Linked DNA regions of Homo sapiens: region 2 is linked to region 1. A link is an interaction called in ENCODE POLR2A ChIA-PET data of the cell type or tissue named here. Cell type or tissue: endothelial cell of umbilical vein. All regions are shown on one strand. Each heading gives the region's core, and the rest is flanking DNA. Links, peaks and the distances in the headings are about the cores only. Region 1 holds the start of AOPEP-AS1 (AOPEP antisense RNA 1). Region 2 holds the start of LOC124902220 (a long non-coding RNA gene).

Region 1 (12,551 bases), core at 3,014-11,013:
ACTTTTCATTTTTCTACTCGATCCCTGACTTACCTACATGCCCACACTTGTAAGAATAACTAATCCATTTCATCTTCATTTAAGACTCCCCTGAAAAGAATCAGCTTTTTTCACTGCTCTCAGGTTTGTCCTGCCATGCAATGTTTTTGTAAGAAAGCCACACTAGCTTTGATAAGGAAAGCCCATCACCCACTGTCTGGGGGAAGGGAGACTTCTCAAGAGTCAGTCTGAACTCAAACTAGGTTGCCCAGCCCTAAGACAGGCAGAGTTGCCGTGCGTCTTTTTTGCCCTTGAGCCCTGAATTGAGACTGCTCGAAGGGGAGGAACACAGAAGAATGATGTAAATCTCTGCTCAGAAGGCTGGCTTCCAGGTTCCAGTTCCCAATGACGCCTTCAGTTGCTGTTTTTTCCTTTGCCTAAAAATGTCCTTCCCGAAAGCATCCCTCTCTAACTCTCTTCTTCCATCCTCTCCAAATGAAGAAGTGCTCAAGAAAATTCTTCCTGCTGACAGCATTCAAAGCCAATATACAAGTCCCCAAGAGATTCCTTTGATAGCAGCTTGCTGCTGGAGAGGGCAGTGCACAGGCAAGCTTTGCAAGAAATCAGAGGGGGTGGTTTCTAGGAGGAAATGACACTCTATGAATGGAAACAGGAAACTTCCATCTCTGTGCTACTCTGGTTCTCACAATGCTACTAATACCAGGTCTGCGTAGAGAGACAAAGTACCGGAGAAAGCAGATGAACTACAACCACACACAGTAACACAGATGACTCTCACAGGTCAGCCAAAGAAGTCAGGTCCACGAAGTGCACACACACATGTACAAGTCCATGTCAATGAAATCCAAGAACAGGCAAAACTGACCTATGGGGATAGAGATCAGAATAATGGTCACCTTGGGAGGGAGTGTTGACAGACAGCAGAGAAACAGGAAGGTTTCTGAGATGCTGGGACTGTTCTATAGATTGATCTGAATGTACTTTCATGGGGATAAATCATAAAAATCCTTTGAGCCATCTAGCAAAGACTTGTGCACTTTAATGTATCTATGTTATGTTTCATTTAAAAACTTAAGCGATGCACGTACATGAAACAGCATACACTTGCGAGCAGGAAAGGCCATCAGTCTAGAAAAGGGGCTTTGCCACTCATGTGCCACTGGCACACGACTAGGATGAACTAAGCCCTATGCACCTGAGGACCAATGCAAAATTTTTTTTAAAATGACAGTGTGAGAGGCAGGAAGGGCTGTGGCAAATCCAACTGGTCGGTCTACTCCCATTCTCATTTGCCTTCTTCCTTGCCACTTGTATGACTGAATCTGAAAAGCTAATGCTCATTTTCTAAGTGTCTCTTGCAGCTGTGGCACTTAGTCCAGGCCAAAATGAAAAAAGCAGATGTCTGCTGTGATTCCATGCTGGGTGGGGTTCTGGGAAAGCTTTTGCTTTCCTTATAAAGGGGGAAAATGTGACTGCTACCGCACCTCTTCCCCACAAGCCTGGTGGATGGAGCAGTGATGGCCATCTTGCAACCATGAGGCAGCAAACCAGGATTCTGTGGAGAGCAGAATGGACTGAAGGAAGGCAAACAGCCTTTACTATCATCATGCTGCTCCTGGCCAGCCTGGGGATGCCTGCCTTCTGACTTTGTATTGTGTGTGAAAGATAACTACCATTTGTTTAAGTCAACCATTGCTTTATTGCTGCAATAATTGTAGCCAGATTCGTTTCTAACTGGACTAGTACTAACAGCTAACGTTTCCTGGTTATCCTCTGTGCCAGGTACTCAGCCAAGCTCTTCTTATTATGCATCACACCCTCTTCCCTCATAAGATCCTGATGAGGCCACATCCTGTTTATGCCCATTTAAAAGTTAAAGAAAGTGAGTCCTAGAGAAGACCACAAAACTGGTTAGTGGCAGAGTCGAGGTTAAGAACCCAGGTCCACAGAACACCAAAGTCCTTGCTACACTCTGGGGCCCCCCCAAGATCCAGGTCCCCATCTTGGCTGTGCCAAGTACTAAGTGGAGAACCTTAGAGGAATTGCTTACCCTCCCTGAAGCTCAGCTTCCTCACCTGTAAAGTCTGCAGTGAGGCTCAGGTCATGTGGAAGCATTCCATAAAAGCAAAAGTGTTCAGTATCTCTTAGACATTACACTCTGGTGTTTATTTCTTTGGCTGGAATACATGGAATGTGAGAGATCAAGTTACCAAGGTCATCTGAGCTCAAATGCCCTTGGTTTCTGTTGTACTTGGCACCAAATGCAACAACTGAGATTGACGTGCCCTTTCCCTTCCCCACGCCTTCCTTTTCCACCACAACCACAGAGGCAATGTGGATATTTAAAGAGTGGGCAGGTGGCAGTGATATTTGATACATAATGATTTGATTTCGAATCGGGCCTCCTGAAGAAAGGTCCAATCCTGCAGGATAACCCCAAGGGTGGGATTTGAGAAAATGCCTCTGAACTGTCCTCTGGCATGTCAGCTGGGTCTGAATACCCACCTGCTGCTCTGCCCCCACCCAGGCGGGCCCTCCAGCAGCACTCTTCCTCTCACACTCCCAGCAGTCAGCATGAGAGCCACAAGAGATTCTTCAACTATAAACCTGCTGCTGCCACGCCTGAGCCAGGGACTAAGCATCCCAGAAATGAGACAGAAGGGAATTAATGATCATTTCAACATCTCAGTGTTTCTGTTAGTCGCAGCTGCCCCACCAGGTTTGACAGCTTTGAGAGCAGGACCTCACTCACCCTGCAACAATGGAGGAAGTGAAATCTGACCCTTGTGTAGAGACTGGCCAACAGTGCCCATCTGAGCCCCAGATGCACAGGTGAGACCTGCAGGGGAAGGAGCATGACCACTGGGTGAGGGCTTGGACCCAAGTCTCTCCACTGCCATGTGATCTTGAACATAAGCCCCATGCAGTCCGGCTCCCTCATCTGTGAAAAGGTGACAGTAAGAGTCACTGGGGCAGCTCCCAGAGCTGAGTGGCACCAGAGCACTCAGCCAGAGCTCCTCCTGGCATTCAGTAGCTCAATGTAAATGTGGCTATTATCTGCGTTCTGTGTTCCGACTATGTTCTGACTGAGCCTCCAGTAGCATCAACTAAACCTTCCTCTGACAGGCAAAGACATTAAGAAGACATGGCACCATAGTTACGCATGTGAGATGCTGTCATGGGGGAAAGCTGGGGGAGGGGACACAGGAACTCACTCTACTACTACAGTAATTTCTTGGGAGTCTAAACCTATTCCAAAATGAAAAGGTTTTAATGACACCACACACAAATGTAGCCTATACTCTCCCTTGGTGAGACTGCTGATTTTGAATGCAAACCCTTTAAGGGCTGGTCTTTAAGCTTGCTCCTTGACTCATCATCATCAGAAAATAAATAAAAGAAACAACAAATTTCAAGAGCCACATAAAGTCCTACTAAGCTAGGTCTGGGCATCTTCCTTACACACTCATCCCCTTGGTCTACACCGCTCCACGAAGACACCTCTGGGTAAAAAATGAAGGCAGAATGATGAAAGCACAGGAATTCTCTATCCACTGTTTGTTTTCGGTGACAATTTTCCTATCTATAAACTGTGAATAATGAACATTTGCCACTGACTAGCATTTGCAGTGCTACCAAAAGGTTGTGAATAAACCTTTAACTAATAAATTTGTATTGTATCAACACCGCTGGTATTTGGCAGGTGTGACTGTCTGTATGCTTTTCAAAATGGATTTAACAGCTACCCAGCAGGAAGGGCTTCCCCACTGGGACCATCAGCCTGCAGCAGACACAGAAAGATATTCCTCTGGTGTTGAAAAAGGCAATTGCTAAGATGATTTAAGACAGAAGGAGGATCCCTCTGAGGAGCCACGGGAAAATAAACAAGGTTTATTCTGTCCTCCTGAGAGTGAAAGGACCCAGTGGTGGGTACCCATAAGAAGTCTCAGCGTCCCGGGTCGGCTGCTAAAGAAGGTGATAAGGAGAAACTCTGTAGTTAGCAGAACTGTGGAAAATGCAAACAAACTCCACACATTTTAATAATCAGGGTGGGAAAATGAAAGATGAAACTCAGAAAAGCAATGAGTATCAACACAAAACCAAAATGTCCTCAGGTCTTGATTGCCCATGTATCAGAAATTCCTCTGAGAAGCAAAACACCACATGGAGAAAAAATAAGAAACCAATCAATGCAATGGTCTGAGTGCTATATTGTCCCATTCAACACAGCAAGCGATGATCTAGACACATTCTCAAAAGAGACAGAGAAAAACGGAGAGCCAAGACACCCATGTGACTGCACAGGCAGTTTCTGCTAAGGGTGGTTTTCAGAGAACACAGACAATAGTTGAACGGGATGCTGGAGAAAGGAAAAACCCACGCTACATAAAGAGAGCTGGGAGGCTGTAAAATGACTGCCAAGAAGGCAAAACTTCAGGATGGGCTAGTGGAGAAGGCCCAGGACAACAAAAAGGGCTTTGGAGGTGAAGTTGGGAGCATAAGGAAGACCAGGTGCCAAGAGGTGGCAGAAAGAACAGAATGACTCAACTCCCATTTTGATTCAACTTTCCTGCCAAGGAGAATGATTTTCAAGCTACTCATGGTAGAATAAGCCCTGCTATGTGGGAACTGCTGCTTGGTACTGGTAGACAGGGCTCCTTCACCCTTTAAAGGAGTTCCCATTCCAAGTCCAGGTGAGGGACAGGCTATAGCTCTGAAAGCTTCCACCTGTGATATGTGATCACAGATCTCTGCGGGGAGGATCAATTCACACAGACAATGAGAAAGAAGCTGAAGGAGGTAGACAGCTATTCCGATTTGCAAAGATAAGAGATGGGGGGCGGGGCAAAATTTGTGATGACGTTATTGAACAGTTTGTGAGCACTTAAAAGAGAAAATGATGAACTACAAGAGTTAGAATGGGATCCTGAGGGCCAATTCCAGAAATTCAGTGGGGCATCTTGACTTCTGCAAGGCAGCTAGTAGAATGGATGTGGTGGAGAGCATGCAACGGTGAGCATATGGTAGTTGTTTCACGGCTTTATACAAGGCTAAAAAACAGAGCCCCAAGGGTGTTGATTAATTATTTGCTATAACCTGGATGGAGATCCTTAGGTCTGTGCCTAAGGAATGGTGATTTACTGGCTTAACAGATTTGCCTATGAGCTATAGTTGGGAGTCTACCTGGTTGACTGACAGCATCCACAGTCAAGAACAGCAACCGCAGGCTGAACTGAGGGTCCAATGAATAAGAAGAAAATATCTAATAGAGAGAAAGAGTTTTTAAAAAATTAACTGTTTGCCTATGAAAAATATTTAGTATATTTAATTTTCTGTAAACTCAACATGTAGCAGGAGGTGACTGCTGTGGCTTCCAACATAGTAAGCACAAGGGTGGGCTGGATCAACAGGAGGAATGCAAATGTAATGGGAATCCCACTGGGGGAGGTGATGTGGAGAGGAGCAGTTAGGAGCTGGGCTCTGGGGTCAGATGCGCCTCTGCTTTCACCCCAGTGCTGCTGCTTACTCGCTGTGCAGATAAGGCTGACTGCTTAATATCTCCATGCACCTGCTTCCTCCTCTATCAAATGGGGAGGAAAATGGTACTATGGTACCAGCACTTCTCTCACAAGGCCATTTTGGGATCAAATGAGATAATGTATATAGAATGCTTAGGACAGTGTTTGGCATATTAAAAGCACTCAAAGAATGTTATTAAGGAGGAAAAATGCATGGGACTTGGAATGGTAGAACTGCCATGACAAGGTGTATTATACTGAATGTAAAAATGAAATATGGGGCTGGGTGCAGGGGCCCAAGCCTGTAATCTCAGCATTTCAGGAGGCCAAGGCAGAGGATCCCTTGAGGCCAGGAGCTCGAGACCAGCCTGGGCAACAAAGCGAGATGTGGTAGTGCTCGCCTGTAGTCCCAGCTACTCAGGAGGCTGAGGTGGGTGGATCACTGAGCCCAGGAGTTCAAGGCTGCAGTGAACTTTGATTGCGCCACTGCATTCTAGCCTGGGCGACAGAGAAAGACCCATCTCTTAAAAGAATAACAAAAGGCCGGGTGCGGTGGATCACGCCTGTAATCCCAGCACTTTGGGAGGCCGAGGCGGGTGGATCACGAGGTCAGGTGATTGAGACCATCCTGGCTAACACAGTGAAACCCCGTCTCTAATAAAAATACAAAAAAAAAAATTAGCCGGGCGTGGTGGCAGGCGCCTGTAGTCCCAGCTACTCGGGAGGCTGAGGCAGGAGAATGGCGTGAACCCAGGAGGCGGAGCTTGCAGTGAGCCGAGATCGCGCCACTGCACTCCAGCCTGGGCGACAGAGCGAGACTCTATCTCGAAAAAAAAAAAAAAGAATAACAAAAAAGAAACATGGTATATATATATATCTGAGTGAATCCCACTGGATGAACACTTGTCCTTCCTTTCTGGATGATCCAGATCCAGGGGTGCAATAACAGTTCCACTCCATGCTTCATGGGTGGCGCCTCAAAGCAGGCTGTGTTCAGTTCAGTTGTCACATTTGGAGAAGACCACTGTCAACAAAGAGAACAACCAAGGACCAAGCCCAAGAAAGCGAACGTTCTCCCAGGCATGCGGTATATATGCTAAATTCACCCAAAAAAGTGACCTATTGGTCAGGAAAAGAAAGAAGAGCCTTCAGATACGTAGATTGTTTTGGTGGGAGCAAGGCGCATTCTGTGCAATTCTGGAGATAAGAGCTAAGAGGACTGCGCAGATGTTACAGGAGGCAGATTCCAGCCAAATCTGAGAAGGGCCATTCTAAGGATCAGGCTCTTCCTACAGGAAATCTGCTGTTTGTTAGTGCAATGAGACCTGGATCCTGGAACTGCTCAGGTAGAAGCTGAGCACAGGAAATCTGCTGTTTGCTAGTGCAATGAGACCTGGATCCTGGAACTGCTCAGGTAGAAGCTGAGTGGCCATCTGTCAGGCACAGGGAAGGTTAGGCAAAATCACTTTTAAGGTCCTTTCTGACTCTAATATCTACAATTTTAAGAGACTGTACAGCCCGGAATATATTTAAGCTAAAGCATGTGAAGGAAAACATTATTCATCCATTCAGTAGAGTCAAGAGGTTTGCTACATAGCTTTGGCCTTGCTAAATCAGCATCAAGTGTGGTTTTCATTTCAAAAAAACTAAACTAAATGAATTATTTAGAGGAAGCTTAACTGAATTGTATTAAATATATATTGCGAGATAGAATTAACTTTTTGAGTATAGGATCCAGGCAGTACAAGGCCTTGACTGTACTTTTCACAGTGTTCTGTTTGGGGCGGGGTAGAGCTGTGCAATGTGCTGAGACAGGTCTCCTCATAAGCTGGGTTCATCTATCAGGGTTAAGGTGATCATAGTGACTCAGCCATAACTCAGGCTGCTGGTGTGCCATACACATTCAGAACACAGGAATACAGAGAACCTGAAAATTACTGGAAGCAAAAGTAGAAAGAATAAAAATGGAAAACTTTTTCTGTATTGCATTAAAAAAAAAATCACGACTTCTTCTGGAAAGAGGCAAATGAGACAAACATTGGCTTCATTTTACAAGAGGAGGCTCGAAGCCCGTTTTGAACACCAACAGCATGTGCAGTGCTGTGTGCTGAGGTAATGGGAAGGATCGCCTCATCTGATGACTCAACGAGGAGCAGATGGCCCGTGGGAGCTGGAGAAGGACTTTTCCCTCCTCAGTGGAGGACAGCACGGCCCTAGGCATGGGGGCGGCAGCGGCAGGGGTGGAGGGCTTGCCTGGTTTTCAGCCCAGTACATACCAGGATGCACAAGAGGACGAGTCCTCAGCAGAGGAGCTCTCTTCTCAGCCTTGCCAGCAACAGTGTGCTCTTTGGGTCTTCTATTTCACATGCAGTGCATCTAACAGTAAGTGTGAGACCATTCACCATAGCATTGTTTATGAAAGCAAAAAACTAGAAATGACCATGATGACGCCCAATGGTTAACAAATGTTTGATGGTTAGTAACGGAACATTCATATCTGGGAATACTCACAGCAGTTAAAAAAAAACAAATAATTCACTGTGTTGATGACAGAACACTAGCCAGGATTCTATTATTAAGAGGACAATGGGAGGTATAGCATGGCATGGATAAAACACACAATCTTGTGTGTATACACTTGTGCTTGAGGGATGCTTTCTTGGGAGTGAATTATCATTCCACGGGGTTGTTATATCACAGACCCTATGGAGATGTCTTCCATCCATCCAACGCTGGAAATGGCCCCGTGGGTCTCATCCAAACCTCGGAGGTCACCAGTCGCCTCCTGCCCTAATTTCTTTTTCCATGTCTCCTCCAGATGATTGTTGATCAACCCCACCAGGCTACAGGGGTATTATGAGACAGTAGAGAACATTAAATGATTTCCATCAATCTCTCTCTTTTTTAAAAAATTGAGATGTAATTCACATATAGTGGTTTTTAGTGTACTCATAAGGTTGTGCAACCTTATGAGTTGCACATAAGTTGATGATGTGCAATAAACTTTAGAATGTAATCAACTTTAGAACATGTTAATCACCCTAAAAAGAAACCAAATACACACTGGCAGTCACTCCCCAATCTCCTTCCCACCTCCACCCAGGCCCTGACCATTAATCTACTTCTTACTTTGGGAGATCAAGGTGGGAGGATTGTTTGAGCCTGGTAGGTTAAGGCTGCAGTGAGCCATGATCGTGCCATGGCACTCCAGCCTCGGGGACAGAGTAAGACCCTGTCTCAAAATAAAAAAATAAAAATAAAAAATCTACTTTTTGTCTCTATGGATTTGCCTATTGTGGACAGTTCACATAAATCACATGATACAGTATGTGGCCTTTTGTGTCCAGCTTTTTCCGCTGAGCATAATGTTTTCAAGGTTCACCCTTGCTGCAGCAAGTATCAGTACTCCGTTCCTTTTTATGGCTGATTAATATTCCACTGTATGGATATAACACATTTTGATTATCCATTCATCTGTTGATGGACATTTGGGTTGTTTCCATTTTGGGCTATGATGAATAATACTGTTATGAACATTTGCATATGATTTCTTCATTTCTTTTGGTTATTTAGCTAGGAATGGAATTGCAGGGTTATATGGTCACTCTATGCTTAAGCTTTTGAGGAACCACCAGGCTGTTTTCCACAGCAGCTGCACCATTTTACCAACAGTGAACAAGGGTTCCAATTTTTCCAAGTCCTCACTGATTTTTATTATCTGTCTTTTTCATTGTAGCCATCCTAGTAGGTATGAAGTGGTATCTCACTGTGGTTTTGATTTGTATTTCCTGATAGCCAATAATGTTGAGTATCTTATGTGCTCATTGGCCATCTGCATATTTTCTTTGGAGAAATGTCAACTTAGATTGACCTGTTTTTTTTTTTTTTTTTTTTTTTTTTTTGAGATGGAGTCTCACTCTGTTGCCCAGGCTGGAGTGCAGTGGTACAATCTCAGCTCACTGCAACCTCTGCCCCTCGGGTTCAAGTGATTCTCCTGCCTCAGCCTCCCGAGTAGCTGGGATTACAGGTGCGTGCCACCACACCCTGCTAATTGTTTGTATGTTTAGCAGAGATGGGGTTTCACCATGTTGGCCAGGCTGGTCTTGAATTGCTGACCTCAAGTGATCTGCCCGCCTCAGCGTCCCAAAGTGCTGGGATTACAGGCATGAGCCACTGTGCCCAGCCAGATTGATCCTTTTTTTTTCTTTTTTCTTTTTTTTTTTTATTTGAGATGGAGTCCCACTCTGTCGCCTAGGCTGGAGTGCAGGGGCACGATCTCAGCTCACTGCAACCTCCATCTCCCAGATTCAAGCAATTCTCCTGCCTCAGCCTCCTGAGTAGCTGGGATTACAGGTGCATGTCACCACACCTGGATAATTTTTGTGTTTTCAGTAGAGACGGGGTTTCACCATGTTGGCCAGGCTGGTCTTGAACTCCTGACCTTAAGTGATCTGCCCACCTCAGCCTCCCAAAGTGCTGGGATTACAGGCGTGAGCCACCATGCCCGGTCCAGACTGACCATTTTTTAATTGGGTCATTTGTCTTTATTGTTGAGTTGTAAGTGTTCTTTATATATTCTGAATACAAGTCCCTTAACAGATATATGATTTGCAAATATTACCTCCCATTCTGTAGGTTGTCTTTTTATTTTCTTGATGGAGTCCTCTGTCGCACAAAAGTTTTTAATTTTGATGCAGTCCAATTTACTGATTCTTTTTCCCTTCAGTTGCTTATGCTTTCAGTGTCTAGTATGTAAGAAACTATTGCCTAATGCAAGATCATGAAGATTTACATCTACATTTTTTCTGTTTGTTGTATAATTTTAGCTTTTATATTTGGGTTTTTGATCCGTTTTGAATCAGTACCTTATTATCTTTGATGCTACTGTAAATGATTTTTTTTTTTTTTTTTTTTTTTGAGACAGACTCTCACTGTGTCCCCTAGGCTGGAGTGCAATGGCACAACCTCAACTCACTGCAACCTCTGCCTCCCGGGTTCAAGCGATGTAAATGAATTTTTCCTAATTTAACTTTCAGATTATTCTTAGCTAGTGTATGGAAATACAGCTAACTTTTGTATGTTGATCCTATATCTCGAAACTTTACTGAACTTGTTTATTAGCTCTAATTATTTTTTTGGAGGATTACTTAGGATTTACTCCACATAAGATTATGTCTACAAATGGAGACAGTTTTACTTCTTCCTTTCCAATCTGGATGCCTTGTAGTTCACTTTTTTGCCTAACTGCCCTGGCTATAACCTCCAGTACAATGTTGAATAGTACAGTCCCTGTTTCTTATTCCTTCTGTCCTCAACCATTGACTTGAAAGGGGCAAGAACTCCTGTAAAGCAGATTTGTAACATCTAGCAGGATGTTCTTCTTTCGTGTCTTTGTGGCAGGTCCAGCAGAATACCCATATAGTTTTTGTCATCCATTCTAGATCAAAACTGTTGGCCAAAACACAAACTAAATGGTAGGAAAAAGGGGCACAGGAAGTAAGCAAATACTCTGTGGAACAAAGTGAATTTGGCGTTACATGAGAAAGCACTCACTGGATGAGAGTTTTTCTGAATGGGAAACTAACGCTCATTAGCTGAACATGTAATGTACATAGTGATTCTTCCTACTGGCTGAGTGCATAAGATATCCTTAGGATGGGCAAAATAAGAGTGAATTATTATGGACTGGCATATGTACATGAATAATTTTGTACGAAATATTTTATAGTCAAATAGCATTATAATGAATCAGTGCTACACGGAGCAGCAATATGGAAGTATGCATGTATACTTACAAAATTTACTTTCCCAAGATTCACAAGAAAACAGTAGCAGTAATTATCTTTGGGTAAGGGACTACAGTGGTAGTAAATGGAATTTTATACTTTTCTAAACTGCTTGAATTTTCTTACTATGTGCTTTGAAAAAAATTAACCAAAGTTAACTAACCAGTGATTATGAAATGTCTTGCTTTTTCATGTTTTTCTATATAAAGAAAAAGGACCCTACTAGATGTTATTGCAAAAATGAAACACCAAGTACTGTAAATATGTAATTAGGGGTCTATGGAGAATTCTCTCCCCCTTAGAAAGACCTGAGTGCTGACTAACCAGGAAATGGTCTGGAAAAATAAAGAGGGAAGGTTATTTGAGTTCAATTATTCAGGACATGTCTGTCATCTTTGCTGTTTAAAAGAGCTGAGAGCTGAGGGTGTCCCTCTAACAGGAAACAAACTGAGTGGGCAGCTCAGGCTGGTGGAGCTGACCTTTGAAACAGGAAAGGGCAGAGTCCATTTCTGGCTAGCTGAGAGCTCTAAAGTTTTTCAGAAAATGCTGGCATAGGTATAGCATCCTCCCATCAAGAACAGGTAGAAACACTCTTCACAGGTCGCTTGTTAGTGTATGTGGTTCAAATAAAAACACTAGACAGACAGGAGTGGGTAGGGGAATCCCACGTGCCTGAGGGATAGAGGGGTGTAGGGCAGGAATTCTAAGACATACAGTTGAGACCTTAGGAGAGGCACAGGCCAATGATCAGGTAGGAACTCTCGGAAGCCATAAAGGCAAGAACTTTTTTCCACTCTGGACAGTGGTGAGATTTTGAACAGAGGCCAGAGGAGCTTTACAGAGAAGAGCCAGAGGGGACCCAAGGGTTGCCCTTCAGAGGGGCTGGACTAGATGTAGGTTCCAGAAGGGTAGTCTTAGAAGTGCTGCTCATTCAATTCTTACCTCTAGCGATTTGCTTGAGCATCTCTGTTGAACTTTCAGACTCTTTCCTTTTATGCCTGTGCTCTACATTTGTAACCAGGCATTCTTGCACTTTTTTTTTTAACATTCTCTTAATTAGTAAAATTAACTTGTTGAACATTCCAGCCAATTATACTTGTCAGGAAGGGAGGGAGGTGTTTCCATGTTCTGGTTGGTCAAGAGACAGGAGCAGATGCCTTGTGTGGTCCCCAGGGAAGGGTGGCAGCAGGGAAAGGGAAGGGCCCAGCTCCAGAGCCATGCGGACATGAGGGGACGAGCCAGGCTG
Region 2 (12,551 bases), core at 2,284-10,283, 150 kb after region 1:
ACAGCTCTCATCCAGGGAATGGTAATAAGTCCAGAAAAACATCTAGACCTGGGCAGACTTTACTTCCACAGTCTAAAAGGAAGGGAAAAAAATGGTATTTGACAACCAACCACAAATTTTGAATATACGGTTCTCCTGCTTTTAAGCATAAAAGCAGTCTTGTTGTTGCTAAGTTATGATCACCACCATATTTTTCAAAATTTGTGCCCAGGACCATTTGGTCTTATGGTACTCAGGCTTGCCACTCTAAAAATACAGAGTTAAGCATGTTTAAATCACTTCAAATATCGCAAAAAGCAGCAAACACACAGCCTACCTGCTTGGGCATGCAAACTTGAAAAGAGAAGCTTTAGAGAATTGCCTGCAGGTCAACTCATTCTGTATTTGGCAGACTGATGTCAGGAAGGAGCTATAGAAAACAGAATCCTGTGCATGAAAAATACTCTGCCTTTGGTTCCCTCAGGCCAGAACTTGGAACTGCTAGCAAACATGCCTTAAAAAACTGCAATTCTCATGAAGTGCTAAAAACTCCCAAGTAAATAGGGCCCCTCAAACCCATGTACAAATAAGAAACATTTAATGAACAACTCTTTTTTCACCAACACCTCTACTACTTAAATTAAGGCCAGCAGACTCTTCAAAGGGACAAAAGAAGCCCCCCCCTCCATTAAGAAAAATTCTATATATAGACATCCAAGACAATTATATGATGCACGTAACCAAATATATATAATTATCCTAGTTCCTGCATTCCCATTATCTTCATAAACATAGGATAAAAATCAGTCTAAATGACTTTCTCAGACCTCCTCAAGGATTAAGGCAAGCCAGCCAGTCTTTAAAGTACATACATGTAGTAAAGATCAAAAGCAAATGTTCTGGTCAGTTCTTTTCTGCTCATGGTTTTACTAAGAATGTGTGCAGTTTTCAGGGAAAACACCACAAATGACAGCTGCTCAAAAGCATGGGAATTAATTGGCAGCAGGAATTTCCTTGACTAATAGGGAAAAACTTGAAGTCACATGTTTTGATGAGCTTATTTTTCCCATCCTTAGTCAAGCATATTCACTGCTAATGATTAAGATTTTAAAATGGAAATATAACCAAGTACATTCTCTATCTTTTCTCAGTGGAACACAGATACCCATTAATGACTGAACAATGGCATTAATTAATAGATTTTAGCTTAAATAAATACAGGGAACCAAACCAGGACACAACAGCAAAAGTGCATTTGTTAAAAAATAGTAGCACGTGACTCCTCCTCCAACCCCCACAGTAAGCCATCTGCTTTGAGCTGTTTTTCTAGCAGTAGGGATAGATTTACACTGATCCATCCACAGTCTATCTGACTCAGGGTCTCTCAAGTCATTGCCCTTGTGACCAGTGGTGAGAATGGACAAGACAGCTGGTCAGGATTAGGTGAGTAGCCTGTGGCCTTGGGACCAAGTCATGTTACTGTGCCCAGAGCCTGATGCTATAACCTTTGGCTCATTAGCATTATGCTGTCATCATCCAAGCTAACAGCCACTGATCAGCCATGATCCAACAGTCACCACTCAGGGGGCACTATGTATTCTCAATCCCAGCAACAATGTGAGCCTTTTCTTTTCAACACAGTCTGAACTGAGCCCATGACACTCAAAGGCTCGTGCATGAGGGAGTCTGCATTAAAATTGTCCCTCAAGGCAGCAATGAGATGTCCAAGCATGAGCAACCATAGCCCCTCCATTCTAATCAAATGACTGCTCTGACAGAGCTCAAGGAAAGCAAGACATAGTCAAAGAATTTCCAAAATGTATGTACCCCAAGTGCCACAATGGAACAACATACCTGGCCATCCCCAGACTTGGAAAGTTGGCAGGGACGATGAGAACATCCAGCCGAGAGAACGGGTGTGCTCCCAGAACAGAATGTGCTGCTGAGAGGCAAGGAGGGATCAGCCGCAGAAGGGTCTCTTGGCAGGCACCCGTGAGGCACACAGGGGCAAAGACCCGATGAGGAATGATCTCCTGGGTGGTGGCAGAAGCATTCTGGAAGCGGCAGGGGTATTCCATGTGACTGCAAACACCAACATGCCTGGGAATAACACAAAATAAATGGTAAAACATGTTTATTATTCTTGCTGTGGAGGTGAGGCAATCTTGCAGATGTAGACAACTTTTAGGAGACAGAGGTTCAGACAGACTCACAAGCAAAGACTGCTCATTTCAATTCTTGGCTTGACTGGCTCTGTGCAGCAGTGAAAATTTACAGGACAAAAACGTATTCATGTGTTTGAATCAATAGACTAGCTTCAATCTAAGATAAGAGAAAGCAGTAAAATCTTGTTTTAGAATAAACTTTGTTGTGGGGGGACCTCTAAAGACTCCAAACAATAAAACTTCTCACCAAAATACAAACAATTCCTGCCCTCGGTTAGATGTTTTCAAGTATCACCATATGAACAATCTCCAAATTAGAGACAATTCATAACTCAGAAAGGAAGGAGCAGTACACACAAATTAAAGATCCAATTCTGGGATTACCTAGAATAAAAGACTTGGACTGAGGGAGAACCATGAACCAAATGAAAGTTACAGGCTCAAACTCCTCGAAAGAACACAAACCATTTTACTGAATAGTAATCTAAATGTTCTTTACACAGCCCATCAAAAGCTGTTATTAAGGAATACAGAGGCACTTTTGATACAGTATTTTTCCCAACCCACTTTCAGAACAAATTTAACTGAGCCAGCCTTTTAAGGAAACAGATCAGACCCCAGCCTGCTTCATCCGACCACTGCCAGTTATTCCATCAAAGGCGGAACTGAAAGAGAATTCCTAGAACCTGACTCACAGGACTCAAGAGAACTTATCTACTCAAACCTACATCCAACAGTACTCCATTTTTTCACCTGCTAACATGTCTTTTATTCAAACACAATGAAAAACCCCTCTAATCATTATTTATTTCATTATTTTTTTTTTTTTTGAGATGGAATCTAGCTCTGTCTTCCAAGCTAGAGGGCAGTGGCATGATTTAAGCTCACTGCAACTTCCACCTCCCAGGTTCAAGTGATTCTCTTGACTCAGCCTCCTGAGTAGCTGGGATTACACGTGTGTGCCACCACGCCTGGCTAATTTTGTATTTTTAGTAGAGACGGGGTTTTACCATGTTGGCCAGGCTGGTCTCAAACTCCTGACCTCAAGTGATCCACCCGCCTCAGCCTCCAAAACAGCTAGGAGTACAGGCTTGAACCACCGCAACCGGCCTATTATTATTTAAGACAGGATTTCACTCTGTTGCCCAGGCTGGACTGCAGTGGCAGGGTCATAGCTCACTGTAGCCTCCAAGTCCTGGGCTCAAGCAATCCTCCTACCTCAGCCTCCTGAGTAGCTAGGACTACAGGCATGTTGCCATGCCACATCCAGCCTTTTTTTTTTTTTTTTAAGAGATGGGGTCTGGAGATGGGGTCTCACTTTGTAACCCAGAGTGGTCTCAAACTTCTGGCTTCAAATGATCCTCCTGCCTCAGCCTCCCAAAGGGCTGGAATCATAGGCATGAGCCACTGCACCCAGCCAATTATAACTACAGGTGCTCACTTGATTCACAGTGAATAATGAAAAATCTTAAGATGCTGGCATGTCCCAATATGGGCAGAATGCAACAATAATTCCTCTCCAAATGTAAGAAGTACCTTTCACTTACCCAAGGCCAGCGCTCAGGAGACCAATATGGCTAGGTACAGATAAGCCTCACCTTCTAGCAGCATGGTTCATAGAACACAGCTTCCAGCACTGAAGGCATTTCACCACAACGGAGAGTAAGAAAATGGATGGAGGCCCATAAAAACTTGTCAGAATAAGATGACATGAAGAATATAATTCTTGACATTTAATTCTGGCCAAAGTCCCTGGATTGATAACCTTGCTTTGTGGAGAGAGTGAGTCAAGGTGCCTGTTGGTGAACATTTAACTAAAAAGGCTGCAATGCCCACCTAATGACAAGTACTGTGCTTGTGCATGAATGTGGTCAAAGGTCTCGCAAAGTGAAAAAGGCCACTGATTAAATTAACCACCACAGTATCTTTTTCTCATGTATTTACACAGGTATATAATGTGCTACAGTAATTTCAGTTCATATAATCTCTATTGCAAAGCTTTCAGATCGTGTTAAACCACAGAGAAACTGGAGTGTGCAGGCATCTTCTGGACAAAGCTGAGGCATAAGCTTAAATTATATCTACCACAGCACAATTTTGCAAAAAGGTCATTCTAATGGTCTCTCTAAATATAACATGGGAAAAGATTATTTCCTGCTGCCAAGAACCCTAAAGTTAGAGAATACTGAGGTAGCCAAAGATACACCCAAAAGTGTTTGGCCGGATGAATTTCTGGTGATCGTATACAACCTAAACCTGATAGACAACATTCTGACTCCACGGTAAGTTCTCTCATATCCTTTTCCAATCAGGAACAAGGCAAGTTAGAATCTCTCTGGGCATAAAAGGCACTAGCTCAGATGATGAAGATGATTCTAGTTGTGTGAATTAGTACCATTGTAATCAAAGCCTGGGAAAAAATGCAGGACTTTAAGGCAATCAAGCTCTGACCAGGTGAGAAGGGTAAGGCTCCCATAGAAATGGACACAGAAATGGCATCAGGAAAGCCACTTCTGCGTTCCCACATAGGGATCAGGAAACCTGGGCTTCACTGTCTTCTCAGACTGGCTCACTTGTGACCAAGGCAGGCAACTCAGTATCTGGGGCTTCTTTTTCCCCATCTTTAACATAGTCTCACCAAAGTGGCTGCTGGAGGAGGTAAGGAATTGGTTAGAAAAGGATATGAGAGGCCAGACATGGTGGCTCATGCCTGTAATCCCAGCACTTTGGGAGGCTAAGGTAGGTGGATCACTTGAGGTCAGGAGTTTGAGACCAGCCTAGCCAACACGGTAAAACCCATCTCTACTAAAAATACAAAAAAATTAGCCGAGTGTGGTGGTGCATGCCTGTAATCCCAGCTACTTGGGAGACTGAGGCAGGAGAATCACTTGAACCTGGGAGGCAGAGTTGCAGTGAGCTAAGATCGCACCACTGCACTCCAGCCTGGGCAACAAAGCATGACTCTGTCTCAAAAAAAAAAAAAAAAAAGGTATGAGAGAATTTACTAACTTACTGTGGAGACTGAATGTTCTCTATCAGGTTTAGGCTGTATACAATCATCATAAACTCATCAAGCTGAACACTTAAGATCTGCACGTTTTGTTGTATGTTAATTATACTTAAAATATAAACAAATGAAAATCTTTTCTAAGGTTTCTTCTGGCACTATGATTCTATGATAACTCAGCACATAAGCCATTCTTCATAGAATCGCCTTGTTTCTGAAGAGGTCAGGGGATTCTGTACTTTTTTTTTTTTTTTTGAGACGGAGTCTTGCTCTATTGCCAGGCTGAAGTGCAGTGGTGCAATCTCGGCTCACTGCAACCTCCGACTCCCTGGTTCAAGCAATTCTCCTGCCCCAGCCTCCTGTAAGCTAGGATTACAGGCACACGTCACCACACCCAACTAATTTTTGTATTTTTAGTAGAGACGGGGTTTCACCATGTTGGTCAGGATGGTCTCGATCTCCCGACCTCGTGATCCGCCCGCCTTGGCCTCCCAAATTGCTGGGATTAATGGCGTGAGCCACCGCGCCTGGCCAATTCTGTGCTTTTTACAAAGTAATAGTCTTCCATAGATTCAGCACCGACTCAAAGATGCTGTACTTCCTATCAAAGCAACTTTTCATATACTTTACAACTCTAAAGAAGACCTGTTCCCCACCAGATTCTTCTTTCAAATAATCAGTCTCAATGTGTTTTCTTCTTTGTAGTGCCCATTTTCCATGCCTTTAATCATTTTTGCTAAGTTCCTTTGGACTTTATCCAAGTTTCTGTGTCGTGTTTAAACTGTATGGCCCCCACAAAGGCCTCAAGAGGTTAAAGAAACATAACACAAAGATTCCCCTGTGGCTGAAGGTTATACTACAGCTGAATAAAATTAATAAACTTTCAACAGCTTATCTGAGAGCCTTATAATCAATGTATTTACTAAAATGCTCACCCAGAGTGGCTGGAGCATGTGTGAAAGTGGAGCTGGAAGAGGGAATGTTCTTACTATAATTTTACCCACATGAACACTGATCATAAAAGTTCAGTGACCAACACTTTGGCCAAATTTCTGGAACCCAGATGAGCACTTTAGGCAAATGAAAACCTGTGGTATAGCAGGCCCCTGTGAAAGTTGGATTTACATGAATTTGATTGGTGGTCTTAGGAAGGTTTGAAGTAGAACGGGTGCTGGGGAAGGCAAAAGGGACCAGATGTGAACATAACCAAAAACACCACTGTGACTGGCACTTCAGAGCACCTTTGCTGGCAAACTTTGCATGCAGTCAGACATGTAATGGATGAAAACAAAGCCACTTTCTGACAGCTAAAGACAGCACACATGAAGTGCACAGCCAGGGCAGAACTAAGCAAATGCAAGCTATGATTTTATCAGCAGCATATTCCTGAAGGACAAGCATATTGATAAAGGAAGGGAAAACTCAGTCACAGTTTATTGGACATGGAAGGGGGCATGGGAGGAACCCCATTCACCAGTCCTCACAGTTCCATGGAAAGACGCGCTTCCCTAGAGTGGCACCCGGACCTCTCCCCAGCTTACCTGACTGGCTGGGCCATTCCAGGCTTTCTCTTTTGAATCTGCTTGCACACAGAGGGTGCACTTTGGGCCTGCCCCTGCCATGTGTCAGGTGGACTCTACATCTGTGTTATAGAGGACAGCAGCAGTCCAGCTGGGCTGGTAACTGGGTGGGTAAATTTGTCTCATTTGGAAATGGAGTCTCAGAAACCCCACTGAGACCATGCACCTGAGTATTCCTTCAGTCCAGCTTCTGTCAATAATAAAACCTTTATTTTTATCTCCTCTGTCTGTTCCTCAACTGGTGAATTTAGGAGGACAAGAGAGGAGTTGTACTTGCTTCTTCCCCTAAAGCCCGACAGGAATTTTAGACATCATCTCTTCCCAGAATCTTCATTTGATTTAACCATTTCTTCCTCCTTTCAGAATAGTGGATGCAAGAAAACTGAGAAGCCATTTAAGTTGCTTCTGAGCAGGAAGGAGAGAGCACAGAGTCAGTGGCTGCTGCCCACTCCTCAACCCCACATCTCTTTGGAATATGGCTAGAAAGGCAAAATAACAAATGTCTGTCTTTGCCTTCCCCTAGCCTTCCAAAGGCACACATTTTCCAACTGCACAGCTCCTCTAACAATCAATCAATGCTGAGGCCTTAGATGAAAAAGAGAAGAGTACTTCTTCACCATCAAGAATTTGAGAACCCATGGACAAAGCCTTCATTCTACAGATAAGGAAAGTGTGGCTTTGTCCAAAGAGGTATATCCAACCACCAAGAATGGCACTTTCAGGCTCAAAGGCATTGCTCTCAACTTCTGTTTTCTGTTCCAACACAACACACTCCAGTCAATAATGGTGGCTCAAATCATGGCAGTGACTCTCCAGATGGGAAGGTGGATCAGACTCCAGGTGAGGCATTAATGTTACATACAGTTTTTTAAAGTCTCCAGGTAAGATTCTGACTCACCTCTCTCTGGGGTCAGGCCTGGATATAAATCCAGGTATTGCTACTTAGTAGGGACATTAATGTTAACAAGTTGCTGAGCTTCAATATCCTTATCTATAAAATGGGAATAATAATCTATCCAATCTGTTTTGCAGGCTTATCCTTAGGACTAAATGAGATTATATTTAGATCAAGACTTAGTTTCTGACTTGGAACAACTAATGGCTACTGTATCAATTCAGGATAGGCTAGGATATGCTGCAGTAACAAACAACCCTGGTGTTTCAGTGGCTTAACACAAAACAGTGTGCTTCTTGCTAATACCAAGTCCACTGTAGATCTAAGTGACTCTCCAGACCACCTGTCATCCTCACTCAGAAATTCAGACCACCTGAAATTACAAAACAAAGCCTCCTCTGTTTTGTAGGCTCTGTTTTGTACTGCAGGAAAGAGAGCACAGGAGGATCTCACATGCAATTAAAGTTCCCACATGAAACTAGAATATGTCACTTCTGCCCACAATTCCCTTCTTCCCTCAAGAATACAGAAGTAAAATCTAATACGCAATCTAGGATGTTCATATAGCTCAGGAAAGACAGTCCAAAATAGGCAAGCTACTGAACAGGAAGTGGAAATTACCTCCCTTCTGCCAAAAAAGGAAAAATGCAGGCAATAATACATGCCCATCAGAAGAGAGAGAACATAGCTTCATCTCTGAAAGATGAAGACCAACTGCCACAGTTACTGTGGTACTAGTAAAAGCAGCATGACAAAATAAAACCAACACAAAAGGAATCTGCATTAGGAGTATACCTTAGCTGGTTTTCAAGGAGTAACTAATCATCTCTACCATTACCCTGGGCTTTCTCCACCAGAAGGTACTGACTTAGTGACTGTCTGTCAATAGGAAAAATGACACAATTGAGCCGGGTATAAAATCCTGGGAGTGCAGCATGATGCATGTGCTGTGCACCTTCTCAGCGTCCCCCTTCTCCCTCTTTTGGCTCTCAAAGCTAGAAACCATTGAACATCTAGACAGGCTGCCAGTAAATATCCAATGGCCTATAGTAATTTTTTAAAGCCTCAAAATGATTTTATCTGGTTCATACTTCAAAAAAGAAAGAAATCACTACTGATGTTAACAAAGCCCTGACCAAGCAGGATTCCCTTAACCCAAGGGCTTTGCATCAGTTTCCTTGTGTCCTGTGCTCCTAAAGCGGCGACTAGCCCCACTGAGGGAGATGCTGTCCCTACAGTGCACCGCTAACAGCAGTTGGTACAACCAAAACAGCAGAGTAGCATAGAAAGTAATCCATCAGAAGCTATGTTTTTGACCACATAAGCACTGAAAACCAAACTTAAAAGGTATGGGAGGAGAGGAGGCATTGAATCTGAGGATTCCTTGAATTTAGCCAAACACATATAAATATTTCAGCAGACTTCACATGATTTCATATATACTTACCTTCTTCTCTCTTTCTGCATAAATAATAGGCTCACATCTCTTCTTCTCAACTCGCTTTCCTTTCTTTTTTCCTTTTTTTTTTTTTCCAAGACAGAGTCTTGCTCTGTCGCCAGGCTGGAGTGCGGTGGCGCAATCTTGGCTCACTGCAACCTCTACCTCCCAGGTTCAAGCAATTCTCCTGCCTCAGCCTCCCAAGTAGCTGGGATTACAGGCATCCGCCACCATGCCCAGCTAATTTCTGTATTTTTAGTAGAGATGGGGTTTCACCATGTTGGCCAGGCTGGCCTCAACTCCTGACCTCGTGATCGACCCGCCTCAGCCTCCCAAAGTGCTGGGATTACAGGCCTGAGCCACCACGCCCAGCCTCTCTTTCCTTTCTTCTTTGTTTTGTTTTGTTTTGTTTTGTTTTTTGTTTTGAGACAGAGTCTTACTCTGTCACCAGGGTGGAGTGCAGTGGCGCAATCTCAGCTCACCGCAACCTCTGCCTCCCGGGTTCAAGCCATTCTCCTGCCTCAGCCTCCCGAGTCGCTGGGACGCCCGGCTAATTTTTTTGTATTTTTAGTAGAGACGGGGGTTTCACCATGTTGGTCAGGATGGTCTCAGTCTCTTGACCTCGTGATCCACCCGCCTCGGCCTCCCAAAGTGTTGGGATTACAGGCGTGAGCCACTGCGCCTAGCCCTCTCTTTCCTTTCTAATAGGGCTTTTCCTGCTTTGATTAATCCTATTTTGGTTTAGTTTCTCAGCAGGAATGACTCACATTCCCAGTGCTTGGAAGAAATGCATCATACCGCTCCCTCAAGTGTTTTTTTTTTTTTCCTTCCCAGCAAGTCCCCAAACACAAACCTGAAGTTGGCCTCAGAAGGTGAGAAGGGTCTCTCTGTTGCCAAATCATTTGATGACCATGTCTCCATCTTCATTTCTGTCCAGCATCCCACTGCAATTGTGAAGGTGGAGGCTGGCATTGGCATAGTTACATAGTAATACCAGCTTGAGCACTCTGTAAACAGGAAGAGAAAAACCATAATGAGGCCAATATATGATCCTGGGCTCTGCTGTATAATTTCTTCTCGAGGCACTTGAAGAGCTTTTGTGATAAGCTGGTAAGAGCCAACTCTTGGAGGTCGGTCACGTCAGCAGAAAGGGCACATTTCAGGGCTCAGGGAAAGCACAGGAGGGATGATGGCTTCAAGGCAACCAGGAAGGTCTGGGTCTCTTCCACGGATCAGTTTGAAGCCCTTCACGTGAGGGTGGTAGTGCAGGGGGTCCCTCACAGCTGTAAACACAGAAGGCCACAGGCTGTATGCTCCTACAGAGACAGAATACGTCTCATTCATCCAACACAGTATTTAGCATTAAAAAAAATGCTCAATTGATACCTGTTGAATGAGTGAAAGAGTGAGCAAAGCAGTGATTGCTTTGTGCTGTAACTATCTTGTCCAAATTCAATTCAAGGCAATATAAAATGAATATAGTAGAAAACACATGAGACTAGGGAAGGGAGACACTTGGGTTTTCATCCCAACTCTGAAATTAATTAGCTGTGGGAGTTCAGGTCTTACCCTTAGTCCCTGTTATCTGTTTAGCTGGTCTTCCACTCCTTGCTGAGCAGATGAAAAGCACGTGTAGAGGTTTAACGGAGCCAAGGACTCCTAACTAGTTTGTAACAGGACCAGGATTAGAGCTGGGGCTCCCCATTCCAGTTGAGGGTGTACTCTCCACTTGGTCCAAACCTTAGAGGCTTTTTATCAAAGGAATGAATGGCTGATAATTTGTAACACTATACTCCCCTCATTTCTGAGATGTAAAAATAATTTTCATGTTTCTGAAATCTGAATGTGTCATACAACCTGATTTAACAATGGTATATTTTCCGAGCATCTGCTATACATTAATCGTGTGTCTTAAGCAGAATTTATATCATCTTTTTTTTTAACTTTTATTTTAGGTTCAGGTGCAAGTTTGTATAACAAACTTGGATAAACTGCATCATGAGGCAGGGTAGGGGTAGGTTTAGTGTATAGATTATTTTGTTACCCAGGTAATAAGCATAGTACCCGATAGGTAGTTTTTCTTTTTTGAGACAGGGTCGCGCTCTGTTGCCCAGGTTGGAATGCAGTGGCGTGATCACAGTTCACTGCAGCTCAACCTCTTGTATACCCAATATCCAATGTCTCAAGTGATTCTCCCACCTCACCTTCCAAAGTAGCTGGGACTACAGGTATGTGCCACCACACACAGCTTACATTTTTTTTTTTTTTGAGAGACAGGTTCTCACTATGTTGCTCAGGCTAGTCTTGAACTCCTGGGCTCAAGCAGTCCTCCCACCTTGGCCTCCTGAAGTGCTGGAATTACAGGCTTGAGCTACTGTGCCCAGCCTGATAGGTAGTTTTTCTGTCCTCACCCTCCTCCCACCCTCCACCCTCAAGCAGGCCCTGGTGTCTGTTGTTCCCTTCTTTGTATCCATGTGTACTCAGTGTTCACCTCCCACTTATAAGTAAGAACATGCAGTATTTGGTTTTCTGATGCTGTGTTAGTTCACTTAGGATAATGACCTCCAGCCCCATCCATGTTGCTGCAAAGGACATTATCTCATTCTTTTTTATGACTGCATAGTATTCTATGGTATATATGTGCTACATTTTCTTTATTCAGTCTAACATCGATGGGCATTTAAGTTGATTCAATGTCTTTGCTATGGGATATCACTTTATATTATGGAACACATTTCTCCACTCCTCATGTTCCCATAGGGAGGAACTTCTGTTAGCGTAAATCTCTCTTTCAGTCCCTTCACAAACTCCTTTACAGGAGCTATTATTCCTTCTCTTGCTTTAAGTTTTAGAGGGTTAAACACATTTGACATCCAATCACTGACCAAATTGGCCTGTGGTTGTCCAATTTGGTCGGTGATTGGATGTCAAATTCAGAGCTGAAATATTAACATGCCCCTACTGGCCAGCAGACCTAACATGACATTTTTTAAAGTGCTTTACCACTAAAAACCAATAATAGAGATTAGATTTTGATCTCCACGTGCATGGTTCCTTTGTCTATCTCAAAACAAATTCTGAACTCAGGAAGGTAGGACTTAGTAAAAAATAAATAATATTTCGGTGAGATTCAAGTCTGGAAGCCATGAAGAGAGTTACTTGAAAGAGAGAGACAAAAGATGTGCTCAGAACTGCTGGAAACCCACCAGAGCCAGCCATTCTCTCCAACTTGCCTGGAAGCTGCACCCTGCTTCTGGAACCAGAAGGGCCACTCTTGAGATCCCTCTCTTTGTAGCTAAGAAGTTGAAGGTAGGCCGGGAGTGGTGGCTGTAATTCCAGCACTTTGGGAGGCAGAGGCAGGCGGATCACTTGAGGTCAGGAGTTCGAGACCAGCCTGGGCAATATGGTGAAACCCCATCTCTACTAAAAACACAAAAATTAGCCAGGTGTGATGGCACGTGCCTGTAATCCCAGCTACTCGGGAGGC

Evidence for each region. ChIA-PET counts read pairs that join two places held together with the same protein. Peaks named below come from ENCODE experiments on the same cell type or tissue, not always from the same donor. Only the 100,000 strongest peaks of a DNase experiment are listed, where the experiment ranks them.
Region 2: POLR2A ChIA-PET joins it to region 1 with 10 read pairs; 5 of 35 experiments call an interaction of 5 or more read pairs at or near these places.

The regions. Positions count from the first base shown.
Region 1 is chr9:94,940,790-94,953,340 of GRCh38, reverse strand. All of the region lies in intron 7 of AOPEP (aminopeptidase O (putative)), which reads right to left. It overlaps AOPEP-AS1 (AOPEP antisense RNA 1), which reads left to right and starts at 7,787. Exons shown (of 2, transcript NR_147614.1): 1 at 7,787-7,901. RefSeq lists silencers at 599-828, 2,729-2,907. In endothelial cell of umbilical vein, for the core only: no CTCF peak of the experiment used is centred there; a DNase peak (open chromatin) is centred at 7,650.
Region 2 is chr9:94,790,285-94,802,835 of GRCh38, reverse strand. AOPEP (aminopeptidase O (putative)) reads right to left here. Exons shown (of 17, transcript NM_001193329.3): 4 at 9,918-10,071; 5 at 1,834-2,079. It overlaps LOC124902220 (a long non-coding RNA gene), which reads right to left and starts at 2,522. Exons shown (of 2, transcript XR_007061676.1): 1 at 2,392-2,522; 2 at 2,080-2,301. In endothelial cell of umbilical vein, for the core only: no CTCF peak of the experiment used is centred there; DNase peaks (open chromatin) are centred at 2,795, 5,905 and 9,865; H3K27ac peaks cover 1,880 bases.